3 separate regions of the Homo sapiens genome follow, and regions 1 and 3 are each linked to region 2. A link is a contact called in ENCODE Hi-C data. All regions are on one chromosome and are shown on one strand. The core of a region is the stretch at or near the end of the contact, and the rest is flanking DNA. Distances in the headings are between cores, read along the strand shown.

Evidence for each region. A loop is a pair of places that touch in the nucleus more often than their neighbours do. Pooled maps may share reads with other maps.
Region 1: a loop to region 2 is called in a map of B cell, with 38 times the contacts of the local background. The contact joins the promoter of LPIN1 here to the promoter of EIPR1 in region 2. A Hi-C loop is called at or near these places in 2 of 168 maps with a recorded cell type or tissue (B cell and naive thymus-derived CD4-positive, alpha-beta T cell) and 6 of 50 pooled maps.
Region 3: a map of transverse colon shows a loop between it and region 2 (37-fold over the local background). The contact joins the promoter of ODC1 here to the promoter of EIPR1 in region 2. A Hi-C loop is called at or near these places in 2 of 168 maps with a recorded cell type or tissue (naive thymus-derived CD4-positive, alpha-beta T cell and transverse colon) and 8 of 50 pooled maps.

Annotation. Positions count from the first base shown.
Region 1 is chr2:11,743,350-11,748,059 of GRCh38, forward strand. It overlaps LPIN1 (lipin 1), which reads left to right and starts at 3,283. Exons shown (of 21, transcript NM_001349206.2): 1 at 3,283-3,322. It overlaps LOC124907735 (a long non-coding RNA gene), which reads right to left and starts at 2,110. Exons shown (of 2, transcript XR_007086220.1): 1 at 479-2,110. RefSeq lists enhancers at 1,450-2,023, 4,535-4,710 and a silencer at 2,962-3,531.
Region 2 is chr2:3,375,457-3,380,049 of GRCh38, forward strand. EIPR1 (EARP complex and GARP complex interacting protein 1) reads right to left here and starts at 2,362. Exons shown (of 9, transcript NM_003310.5): 1 at 2,192-2,362. The coding sequence starts at 2,233. TRAPPC12 (trafficking protein particle complex subunit 12) reads left to right here and starts at 4,238. Exons shown (of 12, transcript NM_016030.6): 1 at 4,238-4,420. RefSeq lists enhancers at 1,866-2,145, 2,166-2,345, 2,366-2,415, 2,687-3,203, 3,204-3,720 and silencers at 2,586-2,645, 4,209-4,258.
Region 3 is chr2:10,445,067-10,449,669 of GRCh38, forward strand. It overlaps ODC1 (ornithine decarboxylase 1), which reads right to left and starts at 3,261. Exons shown (of 12, transcript NM_002539.3): 1 at 3,055-3,261; 2 at 89-198. SNORA80B (small nucleolar RNA, H/ACA box 80B) reads right to left here and starts at 1,783; the gene lies at 1,648-1,783. RefSeq lists silencers at 1,198-1,427, 2,652-4,131 and an enhancer at 2,442-2,531.

The DNA of each region.
Region 1 (4,710 bases), core at 2,033-4,532, 8.4 Mb after region 2:
GATCACTGTCCTCTCCCTGCGGAACCCAGAACCTTTTACACCTGCCTCTTCCCCATGAAACTTCCCTGCTCAGCCAGCCACAGCACCCAGGGGGCCCCATTCCACCTTGGGTGGATTCCCAGGCTGCTCTGTTCCCTGCCACCAAGGTAGTGAAGCGGCACCAGGTGGCCCCTGGTTCCCACCTGGTTCTTAAGAGAGTGCGCAGGACAAAGTCACCTCGTGAGGGGCCCCCAACCAAGGAGTGGCCTTAGACCCCGAGGAGATGCCCTCCCTTCCCCGGAGCCCCAGGCACTGGTGCCAGGGATAAAAGTCTGCACCTCTAGGGGAAGAATTCATTGTCCTCTCTTTGGGATCCTTTCTGCCCGGGCAGTTACAGAGCTAACCATGCTCAGAGTCCTGGGGGATCAGCCAGTGTTTCTCCTTCCTACAGTAGCTCGCAGGGCACCCGTGAAGAGGGATGCTCATTCTTCCCGCCTACCTTGCCCCAGGTATTCTGGGCCTGTGTAGGTGGTTGATCTGGACAACTTCAGAGTTCTCGGGATACAACAGCTACTGTCACCAGCTGGGCTCAGCAGTGAACAGATCCTTCTGGGAATGGCCACTCCTCAACTTATGGGGTTTTAGAATTGAAAAATCTTCCAACCCCACAACTGTGACAGCAGCTTCCCATGATGCCTTTTTCATCCTCAAAGCAGATCTGTGTCATGTGCACCTGCAGCCCATTTCCTGGATTGTGAAACTGAGCCTCTAGAATCAGGATGCTTGTGCTGGCTTTGCTAAGGCATTACTCAGCCCCTCCTTCCTCCTCCAGTCAGCTAGAGCAAGATTACTCATCCCTGGAGTTCCTTCTCCTCTTCCGAGTGCAGCTAGGTCCTGGGATTGGCCAGGGGGATCGCCTCAGCTCTCCTGGCTGAGTCACTGCTCAGTCAGGCCTGGTTGCTGATAGCACAGCCAAGGGCCCTCCCAGGGGGACTCCAGCCAGTGCCTGATCAAAAGCGCCAGGGCTTTGGAAAGTCCGGTTTCGTTTATCGCCTGGGAGTGCACTGTGATCTAGTGAGTGTTTTCTTCTCATTGCTTGTTTATACAAAAGGCTCCCCCCAACCCTTGGCCTTCCCCGAGGTGGTAGGCTGGGCAGCAGCGGGACCTAATTTGCTCTGAATCCAGCCAGACCCTGCTCATCAGAGCTGACCCTAGCCGTGCTGGGCCCCCCAGCTCATCATTTTCAGAATGAGGGCTTTGAGTTGAATTGTCCTATATTTTCAGACCTCCCATCTCCACATTTGAATAATGGACTTATTTTACACAAAAAATAAACTTAAGTGGCCTGAAGTTGGACTGGCTTCCTGGAAAGCCTTTCCACATAGAGTAGACTTCTTCCCAGGCCAGCTCCTCCCTGGAGGTGGGAGGGGAGGGTGCAGGAGGGCTTCCTTCTGGGGCCTTGCAACCTCAGCAGTTTTGGGCAGCCGTGATGCACTTGAAACTCTGGTCTCTGAGAAAACCCCTGTGGAGGTAGCTCACCTACAAACTGCAAGATTCTCTTTGTGTAGCTCCCACGTCTGCAATGTCAGCATGGGACAGGCTGCCTAGATAGGAGCTGCCCCAAGCCCAGCGGGAGCGTGTCCACACTTGACCAGATGGACGGGAGCCGCGCCCCTGGACAAAGCTCTCCAAGCAGCTGTCCCCAAACATCTATCTCAAGCTTGCTGGCTTATCCAATTCACTAAGCTGCCGCATTCGATGCTGTTTCTAAGCTGGCCTCCTCCCTGGCCCTCTGCATCTCAGCAGAGCAGCGGTTCCATCTCCACACTGAGACTTGCCTTTGAGTATCGCATCACACACCTCCACCGGTTCCATTCATCAGTAAGCCTGTGGGTTTTGCCTCCAAATCTCTCTGAAGTCCTTCCGCTTCTTGCTGAGTAGCCCCTGTAATCTGAGCCACCATCATGTCCCCCGGTTTCCTGCAGTGCCACCTGTCTGCTGGCTTCTACTCCTGCAGTCCATTTTCCATGGAGTGGAGGGGTGACTTTTTAAAGAAGTAAATTAGATCATATAATTCCCAGGTTTAAAATTCTTTTTGGACCAGGCGTGGTGGTTCACACCTGTAATCTCAGCACTTTGGGAAGCCAAGGTGGGAAGACTGCTTGAGCCCAGCAGTTTGAGACCAGCCTGGGCAACATAGGGAGACCTGGTCTCTACAAATAGTTTGAAAAATTAGCTGGGCGTGGTGGCATGCACCTGTGGTCCCAGCTACTTGAGAGGCTGAGGCAGGAGGATTGCCTGAGGCCAGAAGGTGAAGGCTGCAGTGAACCGAGATTGTGCCACTGCACTGTAGCTTGGGTGACAGAGTGGGACCCTGTCTCAAAAAGAATTGGTTTGGAATAACATTTAAATAATACCTAAACTCCTTGCCTTGGCCTACAAGACCTGAATATTTGGCCCCTGCCTTCCCTCCAGCCCACAGCACCGGCCCCAGGACCTTTGCACCTGCCATTTCTGCTCTCCAGAAAGCCCTGCCTCCTCCCCATCTTTGTAGTCATAGGTGTTTCTTGTCATTTAGAGTTTCAGTTCAAATATGACACCCTCCCATTGATGGAAATCATTTCACCACCAGACGTTATGTGGCTCATTGTTTATCCGCTGCCTGCCTCCCGGCTGGAGAGGCGCAGGGAGCTGCCTGTCCCTCCTGTTCAGAGCCACCGTTCCGCACCTGGACCACCGCTTGGCAGAGGCGGGAGTGGAGGCTGTCACCATCAGGATGAAGGACAGGGGTGGCCCGGCGTGGAGAAGCTAAGAAGAGATGGCGATAGGTCAACGCGATTGCGCCTTTAAGGTGGAAGAAACGAAGGGCGAGGGTCAGTAAAGTCAAGGACGGGCTCAGATCCCGCCACTGGTGATAAGCGGGACCCATAGGACCGACGTGATCGCGGCCAGGCCCTGGGTGGTTTACCTGGACTTTTACCTGGCTGCCTTTTCTCTGCACCCCTCCGTCCTCACTCCCCCAGTCATCGGCATAGGTCAAGTCAGAGTGTTGAAGAAACACACGAGTTTGGCTCTGGAAAGGAAAATCAGAAAGGCGGCCTAAGGGGCCCCACCCCCAGGAACGCTAAGATAGGCGGCCAGGGGTGAGCGGGCAGGGCCGGCCAGCAGGCCCTGAAAGCAGCCGGGCCACCAGCGCGTCCCGAGTCCCCCTCGCACCGCCCCGCTTGCCCCGCCCCTGCCCTCTGCCCCCGCCCCTGCCCCGCCCCCGAAGGCGAGCTGCGCTGACAGCCGGCGGCGGGCTGGGTGTTTGCAATACAAAGGCGGCCACGCGCGGCGCCGCTCGGTGAGTAGCCGCCGCCTCCAGCCTCCCGCTGTGGAGCAGGGGCCGCAGCCTCGGGTTAGGCGGGGCGGGGCGCGGCGCCGGGGCGCTGAGGACGCGTGGCGAGGCGGGGGCTCGGCCCCGGGGCCCGAGGACCGACGGCCGGGCTACGTCCCCGGGGCCCTCTACGGGAAGTGGTTCGGGGGAGGGAGGCGGGGAAACAGGCCCCGGAGGCCGGGAGGGCCTCGCGAGCATCCCTCGGGCCTGGCTTTCCTGACGCGCCGCGAGGCCCGGTGTGGGCCCGGCTTGGCTGATCTCGAGCGGCGTAGGGGCCACTGGGGGCTGCCGCGCAGTCCCAGAACCGCGGGGACTAGCTCCAGCCGGCCAGCGCGGGTGCGTCCTGGCTCTGCGCGATCATCCCCAGCTTTGCGCCGGGGACTGGGATGAGAGCCTTTCTTTCCCCCGGAGTTAGGATTCCAGCGCTGCAGTTGAGGAAACTGAGGCTCAGGGAGGTTGACCTCTGTGCCCAAGGTCATACAGTTGCCGGGCGGCAGGGCAGGCTGAGCCCAGGTTGGAATCCCGGTTCTCATATTACAGCTCTCCCCTGCGAGGCCTCTGCACCTTTCTTGCAGCCTAGGAGGTGCTAGGCCTAGTGAGCTCCGTCAGCTGCTCCTGCACGTAATTTTATTATGGGCAAGGCCAGGAAAATGCAGGATGAGAAGTAACGTTTTGGGAGTAACTTAAGTGCTGTGGAGCTAGAGTAGGTAATTTGTGTGGTCAGTAGTTGCTGGAGAAAGCAGATGTCAACCCTGTTTTTGATCAGCAAGCAGGAAACCAACTAAGACAACTGGCAGTATTAATTTGGAGATGTTTTAGAACCCGGCAGTTTCCCACAGGATAGAAGTGTTTTGGGAAATCAAAGCTTGTAGCCGTTTTTTTAATTGGGGGTGTTGTGGTATGGTGGTCTAGGGGTAGTGATTGTGAGATTGACTGTTTATCCTTTGTTCCGTAATTTGGGTCTTATTAATGAAAGTAAGCAGTTGAGGAATGTATAGTATTTGAGAAATAAGCACATCCACACATGAACACTTTTCTTGCTCCCAGATTCTTGTTGAAAGGTGTAACAGTTGGATTTATGATTATATACTTTGATAGCACTTCACGTTTGCCAGCATTTGTTATTGAGTGTTTTTGTGCATGGGTTGTGTGTTTTGGCGCTTATTATTCCTATTTGCATGTGGGGCCCTGTGGTCCTGTGGAGCCAGGCCTGGATATAGCCCTGGACTCGGGTCGGGAGGTCTGGGCTCTGCCTGAGCTCTGTGGGACCCTGAGCGAGTTCTTTCACCCACCCAGGTCTCGCTTATCAGCAGTTCCTTTCTTTTAGAAAAGCACAGGGGGACAAGGGGCGGACC
Region 2 (4,593 bases), core at 1,112-3,611:
AAATCCTCTGGGTTTTTTGAGAGATTTCTTAAGGAGATCAAGAAGTTAAATTAAGTAGCACTGGCAGAGTATGCATCTTCAGGTAGTACAAGATTATAGAACCTTCTATCTACCCATGTGGTCTCTCCCTGTGTATCCCTATGTGTATCTAGTTAAAGAGAAAGCAGTAGAACTTAGCAGGTAAGGGGACTCGAGGTCAGTTTGGGTTGAAAGTCTAAGTAGGTCAGAATCCAAGGTCTATCATTTACTAGTTAAGTGGCCTTGGACAGGTAACTATTCTCTCTGAGGCTGTCTCTTCATCCGTAAAACAGGAACAATAACACCTACCAATAATGATTGCTGTGAGAATTAAATGAAATATTTGTACAGTGCTAAGCAGAGTGTCTGACACATAGTCCAGAGCTAAATCACTGGTAGTTAAGCTATCAGTCTTGTGAATGTGATATAGCCACTGGTCAAATCCTATAGCACAGTTTATTATACAGGACACTTAACTGCTGCCCTGTATAAAATTTATTTGTAAGAATTTTGTCTTAGGCAGGGTGCGGTGGCTCATGACTATAATCCCAGCACTTTGGGAGGCCAAGGAGGGCAGATCACTTGAGCTCAGGAGTGTGAGACCAGCCTGGGCAACATGGCGAAACCCCATTTCTACAAAGGAAAAAAAAGGAATTTTCTCTCATTATAACAATTAGAACAACAATTATTGAACACACTATGCACCAGGCACTGTTCTACGTGATTCAATTAAGTGTATTAACTCATTTAATTTCATAACAGCCATGAGGTGGGGGGGAGGGAGATGCATATTTTATTGGCAAGGAAACCGAGGCCCAAGGTCACATAGTTAATAAGTGCTAGAGGCAGGATTTAAAACTTAGGTGTCTGGGTGGCATATGTTATTCTACTAACACTGCTGCCTCTCTGACTGTAACCTACTTAAAAACAGACATTGGCCAGGTGCGGTGGCTCACGCCTGTAATCCCAACACTTTGGGAGGCTGAGGCAGGCAGATCACAAGGTCAGGAGTTCAAAACCAGCCAGGCCAAGATGGTGAAACCCCGTATCTACTAAAAATACAAAAATTAGTCGGGCGTGGTGGCGGGTGCCTGTAATCCCAGCTACTTGGGAGGTTGAGGCAGGAGAATCACTTAAACCCGGGAGGCGGAGGTTGCAGTGAGCCGAGGTCACGCCACTGCACTCTAGCCTGGGCAACGGAGCAAGACTCCATCTCAAAAAAAAAAAAAAAAAGCAGACATCATTTATATCTTTAACACATACTGCTGCACAAAATTATGTATCAAGTATTTCATATGGCAGTGAACTGTGTTTCTATCTCTCTATCTGTCCCTCAGTGCTTTAGGCATAACACATTCTCAAAAGCTACTTGAATAGATGAAAACCAGGACAGGGCTCTAACAGGCCCTACACAATCCTCATCTTCCTCCCCCGCTCATCTCATCCCCTACCTCATTCCCCCTGACGCATTTACTCTATCCACGGCAGCTTTCTTGCTGTCCTGAACTACCATGTGCATTGCTTATGCTCTGGGGGCTCATTCGGTTCATAGTCATTTGTTGAACACCTACTATGTGACAGTCATGAAAAGGCACTGGAAAATACAAGGTAAAAAACTAGTGTGAAAACAGTTGAATCCGAAGACAGTCTGTGGTTTACTGAATATTAGTGTACCAATGTTAATTTCTAAGCTGTGATAAATGTACGATGGTTATGTAAAGTGTTAACATTAAGGGAAGCTGGGTGGAGGGTAAAGAAGAACTTTCTATGTATTTTTACAACTCTTCTAAATACTTTAAATTGTTTCAAAATCAAACATTTTTATTTTAAACAACATACAGTTCCTACCTTCAGGAACTCAAATTCTAGAGGAAAAGGTGGGCGTGTAAATAAATGAGTCCACCAAAGTGAGTGATAACTTCCAGGTCAGAAGTCATGTTCGGGACAGGATGTGAAGGGGAAGGAGGCAGGCCGGCTGTGGCCAACCCTGTTATCCAGTACAACCGTTTAACCTCCTAAAGCCTCAGTTTACTTCTCTGCAAAATGGGAACTAGGGAACAGACACGGGTCCTTGCAGGGCTGGTGGGAGATCTGCAAACCGAAGTCACCATGGGACCGCGCATGCTATCAACAGCCAGGCCGAGCAGCACCTGCCGCCCTCCCAGTGACCCACCTGGAACTCCAGCCCGTAGATCACTGGTGCATCGTCCTCCATGCTGCGGGGAAGCGACCCGACCCCGGCCACTCACACGCTAAGGACCTCGCTACGGCCGGCGCGTCCCCACCTCGCGGGCGTGTTCCCAGCGCCCATTCATTCCCTCCCCGCAGCAAACGACTCCAAACTGGAAGTCTTTCTGGCCCAGAACAGCTTCCGTAGTGGCCACTTCCTATTTTTCGGATGTGTCATCAATCTGTTCCTCACCAGCGACCAATGGCAGCGGCGCTGGCTTGTGCGCATGGCCACTTGGGCTCACATCCGGGCTCTCAGCGCGGGGACTCCTGGAGGTGAGAACCCGGCCCAGAGGAAATAAGTTGGTGGGCGGAGCGGGCCGCGGAGGCCGGCTGTGGGTGGAGGCCGGCTCCGAGCGCAGGCCGTCGGGAGCAAGCGGCGATTAGCCTTAGCTAGCCATCGCATCTAAGAATCGCTCACGCCGTAGTTGGGCGCCGCCATGTATTGTCATTTGTATGTACTTGGCGTTCCTGAGCGCTGGGCCAGCGCTTCACACGCACTGCCATAAGGAGCTTCATCCAACCCTATGAATAAGCTGTTACACTTCCATTTTACCGATGAGACGCTGCAAAGTTGAGTAACACAGTCGCAGCGCTCATTGGTCCATTGGGTAGCCAGGATGGGCACCTGAGCTGACTCCCTTAGGTTCGGCCCAAGGTGCCCTAAGTCAGGGCCATGCCTAATGCATTTCTGCAGGTGCCCAGCACTGTGTGGCAAAGAAAGCACTACCAAGGATGGGGTTATGAAAGCCGGCACCGCACCACTGGTGGTCCTGGACTGCATATGCCTCCGAATGGGAGTCGGAAGGGAAGGCCCTGGGGTTCCTAGAGGTCTCCAAAGACTAAAGACTTGTGGTGGAGAGACTGCCCCTCTTTCGCATCCTGCTCAAAGTGCCTGCCCTGGCCTTGGGCCAGCAGAAATGGCATCGCAAGGACTCCAAAATACATCATAGCTGAACCACGCCGCTAGCCTGGTTCCACCGGGGCTTCCAGGACCACGCACCTTTCCTCCATTTCTGTGATTAGCTTTCCCCTCTACCCTTTATTGATCTCCGTGACGGAAATGGTTGGGTCTCGTTTTGCTCAGTTGGGCAAGGCGCGTGGTATTGAGTTAAGGCTGGATGAGTATCTGTTGAGTGTATGAAATTTTAGAGATTACATGAGAAATCAAATGAGCAGGCCGGGCGCGGTGGCTCACGCTTGTAACCCCAGCATTTTGGGAGGCTGAGGAGGGTGGATCACAAGGTCAGTTCGAGACCTGCCTGGCCAACACAGTGAAACCCCGTCTCTACTAAAAATACGAAACTTAGCCCAGCGTGGTGGCACGCGCCTGTAATCCCAGCTACTCGGGAGGCTGAGGCAGGAGAATCGCTTGAACCCGGGAGGCGGAGGTTGCAGTGAACCGAGATCGCGCCACTGCACTCCAGCCTGGGCGACAGAGCCAGAGTCGGTCAAAAAAAAAGAAAAGAAAAGAAAGAAATCAAGTAAGCAAAAACAAGAAAGAAAGAAATCAAGTAAGCAATGGCCCAGACATGAGAATCATCCTATTCAACCACTCTGTTTGCCGATATTAACTTGCGGAGCTAAGAGGGCCTTCATACTTCGGGATTAAACCCACCCATCTATCACTGATATCTTTATCATTAATTTTATTATACAAGTACTGCAGGTGCATGGTAAGAAACTTACAAAATACAGATAAACACAAAGACAAATCCATAGAAACACTGATTTCTAGGATATGCTGGTCAATAAAAATAGCCTAAGCGACTCCCTTTCACCCGCCCCATCTGCCACAGGCTTGCCTATTGCCTCTGAGTGACAGAATCAGGCTAGGTGGAGTGGAGTCTCCGTTCCCATTTCCAAGTACAGGGTCCGCTCCCCTCAACTACCGGCTCCTGGTTGCCTGTGCGCGTTCACACCTAGGGCTCCAGGCCCCGCCCACAGCAGACGAACCGGAAACGAACCCCATTTCCGGCCTGGGGGCAGGGCCTCGGGTTCCTGCATCGGGCCTGAGCAGAACTAGGCGCGCCGCGGCCCGGCACGCGCAGGCGTACAGAGCTCCCCGGGGGTGCCAGTTCCTCTCCGATTCCCGGCTTCTGTCACCTTCCTCACGGACCTTGGTCACGGCCGCAGGTGACCCCTTAGCCCAGCTCCAGTGGGCGGGTGGCAGGTGAGGATCAGGGCCTCGGCAGTCCAGAGGGGATGGGACCGTGTAGCGCCACCTCGGGGAGGGAGCACACTGGCTTTGGCCTCAGCCCGGAGGGACCTTCTCTGGGACCGATGCTAGAGTGGGCGTGGGGTCCGGGCGCGGGGTCGCCTGCCACCCAAGGGCGTGTGTGCTCC
Region 3 (4,603 bases), core at 2,011-4,510, 7.1 Mb after region 2:
GCAAATAGAGTGGAGAAATTCACTTAGAAGCCTTAGCAATACAATTCTTAAGATTAACCTGCAACATAAATGTAAACTGAATACTTACATGGAAAACTAAGAGATGGAATTGAAAGAAATATTTCCAGCTTCTCACAAAGGCAACTCTCCAGGAATTCCAAATCCCTCTGCGTGTGCCCTTGGAACAGCAGTGACAATCTGAGAAATAAAATAGGGAATTTGCTGTCTACCTTAGGAACACATCGAGTTGAAGATGGGGCACTGGCTGAGCACACGCAGAGCTAATCATGCCCCGGATATGAACCACTCACTGGCCTGGTCATCCTAATTATTACTAGGCATAAGGTACATGATTCCATAAACCTTGGCAGTATAAGGACACAACAAAAAATACCAGGTTTTTCCAAGGCAGCACACTAAGCATTTCAAATATTTGTACCAAAAAAATCTAGCATGCAAGTTTCAGAAGCTTATCTGCACTTAGCTCACTGATATGGAAAAAAGTCTTATAATGGTCTGATTTATTTCAGAGCAGTTTCAGTTCCTTAGAAACTTAAAATAGCATTATAGACTTTTTTATTTTTTTTGAGACAGAGTCTCACGCTGTCACCCAGGCTGGAGTGCAGCGGTGCAATCTTGGCTCACTGCAACCTCTGCCTCCCGGGTTCAAGCGATTCTCCTGCCTCAGCCTCCCCAGCAGCTGGGATTACAGGCGCCTGCCACCATGCCCGGCTAATTTTTGTGTTTTTAGTAGAGACAGGATTTCACCACGTTGTCCAGGTGGGTCTCAAACTCCTGACCCCAGGTGATCCACCCGCCTCGGTCTTCCAAAGTGCTGGGATTACATTATAGCCTTTATACACAGCCATACAAACATTTCCTACTTCCACTAAGTCTTAGAATGATTTTTACTGACCAACAGGCATCATGGAAATGTCTGGAGCATTTGAGATTTTACGAGTTAATTTTCATGTATTAGCTGGGTATATACTTCTTAAAAACTGTAATCTTCAAGTCAACTTATCACATTGTATTACAGTTGCTGTTACCTGATCAGAATTCAGTATTTTTTTTTTTTTTTTTTGAGACAGAGTTTTACTCTTGTTGCCCAGGCTGGAGTGCAATGGCATGATCTCGGCTCACCTCAACCTCCGCCTCCTGGGTTCAAGCGATTCTCCTGCCTCAGTCTCCCGAGTAGCTGGGATTACCGGCATGTGCCACCACACCCGGGGCCTGGCTAATTTTATATTTTTAGTGGAGATGGCGTTTCTCCATGTTAGTCAGGCTGGTCTCCAACTCCCGACCTCAGGTGATCCGCCTGCCTCAGCCTCCCAAAGTGTTGGGATTACAGGCGTGAGCCACCACGCCCGGCTAGAACTCAGTATTCTTAAACCAGCGTTGCCTACCAAGTTTAGCAATTCCGGGAATGCCAACTGTCCTTACAGTCACTCTCGTATTTGCTTAGCTATGAGAATAATTTGGGGCTAACTTCACCAAAAAAGAAAAACAAGCAAGAACATCACTCTAGTAACAATAAAAGCCACTGTATTTTGCTTTCATCAAATGTGGCACCTTGTGAACCAGCTTTCTTAAAATTATTTATTTTAACCTTTAAAAATTTCTGCCAGGTAGAGCTTTCTTCTTTTCCACTGTGCAACCCACTTCAGTGCCAGCAGCCTACGGGCACAGAGGCCAGGCAATGGTTCGGGGACACAGTTTGCTCTGGCATGGGGTACTATGACAGGCCCAGGGTGACGGGCCTGTCATAAATCCAAACCCATGCATAGAATTTGCTTTAAAGCTCTATCTATTGTGACTGCTTGGCATTGTCAACCTCCGAAGTTGCCTAAATCACCCCTCGGAGAAGGGAAGAGAGTAACAACGCTAGCAAAACCATTTTTGTTACAGACATGGTTATATATTTTTGTTTATATGAAGAATATTTACAATTTAATAATAAATAGGCTCATGCAGTCTCGGACTGGGTCATTTGAGGCCTTATTAAATATTTTTAAGGCAATGTTCAGGCCTAAACTTGGAAAGTTTTGATTTCTTTTTAATACGCCAATACTTTTTTGCTTTTCTGTATCTTTTAAGGCGTTACTTAAGTAACTTACTTGAATATATTTTACTGAAGAACACCTTTCGGTCTTTCTGTAACAGCTAAGTTATTTAAAATGGTCAATCAATTAGCACAAGAGGATAATGTTAGAAGAGATAGGGGCTAATTCAAACAAACTTTGAAAAAAATTTCACAAATCAATTAAAGTCTGCCCAATTTTATGTTTAAACAAAGTCAGCCAACACATTCTTTGTCCTCCCCAGACATTCCTGAGAGGTTCTGCCTTCTACACTTTCACCAATTATTTCGACTTCGCAAACAGCACAATCAGCCTTTTCTGCAAACCTTAGGGCTGTCTCCCCTGTGTATGTCCGTTCATCTAAGCCAAGCTTTTCCGAAATCACCGAGTCATTCACAGTCCTTAAATAAACACCTCTAAGTCATGGCCGAGCATCTAATATCACAGCTACTACAGCAAGACTATCTTAGCTCTACCCACTCTCGCGGGTTTCCAAATTGGTGTCATCTGCTCTGTAGACACAGCGAAAATAAAAACTGGAAGGAAACTGAAGGCGCCAAGGCCGGGGCCCGCTCGTCTGTACCAAGGCGAGCCCGGGCTCTGCGCCCCTGCACCTGCTGCGCGGCCGCCAGGGCCTCCCCAACGGCTCCCCGGCCAGCGCGCGGCCGCCGAAGGGTTGGGAAAGAGGCCGGCGCGGGGCCGCAGGGTCTCCGGGTGGGTCTCCCCTAGGCCCCTCCAGCCCCGAGCTGTGAAGACGGGGGCAGAACGAGGCGCCCGGATCACCCTTATCCAGCCGCGGGAGAACCCCGGGCCGGGAGGAAGCGGCGCCTCAAGGTCGTGGCCCGCTCGGCGACCACGTGTCTCCGCAGGCCGGCGAGGCGCGCCGCACACGTGCCCGGGGCCCGGGGCCCGCAGCCCGCCCCGGCTCCCGCCCTCGCTCCCTCCCTTCCTCCGCGGCCGGGGAGTCCCTCACCTCAGAGCGCCCAGGCGCCGCAGGCCAGCCCCATGGGGAAGCGCAGACGCCGGAGCCTGAGTCGCAGCCGCAGGAGCGCTCGGCCGCCCCCGCCGCGCCCGTCAGCGCCTGGCTCCCGCCCGCCGGAGACGCCGGCCCGAGGTGGCGCCGGAGCTGCTGGCAGAGGGGCGGCGGGCGGCGGCGGCGGCGGCTACAGGAGGGACTGACAAAGCCCCACGGCACGCCGCTCCCTACTTATAGCACCGGCGGGTCGCCATGGAGACGCACCAGCTCAAACCAGCCACGATCGGTTCCGGCCGGGACACCGCCGGGGGAGGGGCGGGGGCCCGGCGGTGGCCAACCCGGGCCCGCGCGGAGCTGGTGGGGCGCCGGCGGGCCGACGTCAGCCGAGCCGAGCACCGCCTGCCCCACGCGTGGCCCCCGCCCCCGGCTTCGCGCCCCGCCCTCCCCGCCCTGCGGCCGCCTCTCCCCGCCCTCCCCGCCCTGCGGCCGCCTCGCCCCGCCCCGCCCTGCGGCGGTCTCGCCCGCCTGGAACTGGTCCGCGCACGCGCACGACGCCGCAGGCCCCGGCCCCGGCCCGCGGCAGCTGAACGGCAGAGCCTGTAGCTGCACAGCTGTGCTTCCACCTGGCGTTCAGTACCTCGTGCCCGAGAGCGGAAAAGGGAAATCGCGAGCGGAGGACCGATGTGCTGGCCACGTGGGCCCCGCCGGGCCGACTCCGGACCCTGCTGCCGCCCATTCCTCCGGTGCAAGGGACCTGGAAGTGATCCCGGTGCCGCTCTGCTCCCACCAGCTAGGGAGCAGAGGCGCGGGAGGGAAGGGGCGTCCCGGGGGTCGCCAGCACGCTGCGGGCAGGGCTGGCAGCCGCCTCCACGCCCCCGCGCTGGAAGCCTCGTCTTTGTAACATCGAGGTATCCTGTAACTAGATGGGTCCTGGCCTGCGGAGGTAGTTTCCCCTGTGAAGCCAGGGACTCAGCCAGGAGCGTGAGGGGACCCGGATCCTGAGTCTCCAAGCCGCCCACTACCCTCTGCTTTACCGGATGGAACTCATCAGTAACTAGGTATCTTTAAGGGCGGCTCCCTGGCGCGCTCTGAGAGTTACGGAAGTCCCAAAATGCTTTGACCGAAAACGTCTAAACAGTGAATACATAAAGCAAAAAGCCGCGTGGGAAATTCGAGTCCCTAGGAGCGCCCAGGGGACGCCTCTGGAGGTGGACTGCCACTCACTCCAGGCCACGCTGGAATGCCCGCACCAGGGAGGCACTGCACTTGAATTGGGGACACTTTTTTTTTTTTTTTTCATTTTTACCTTTCATTCCCTTTTGGACAATCCAGACAGGATATGTCTCTCCCTAGGGTGGGGATTTCGACTCCTTAGGGTGGGAGTACAGCCGATGAAGAGTTAAGGAGAGGAGTGGGTAGATCTAGATCTAGCCTTGGGTGGGTGGGGGCGGGGTTGGAGGAGCTCAGAGCACTGGCCCAGCGCTGCCCCCAACTTGCTGTGTGCTCTTGGACAAGTTATCTCCCTTCTCTGGGCTTCAGATAACCC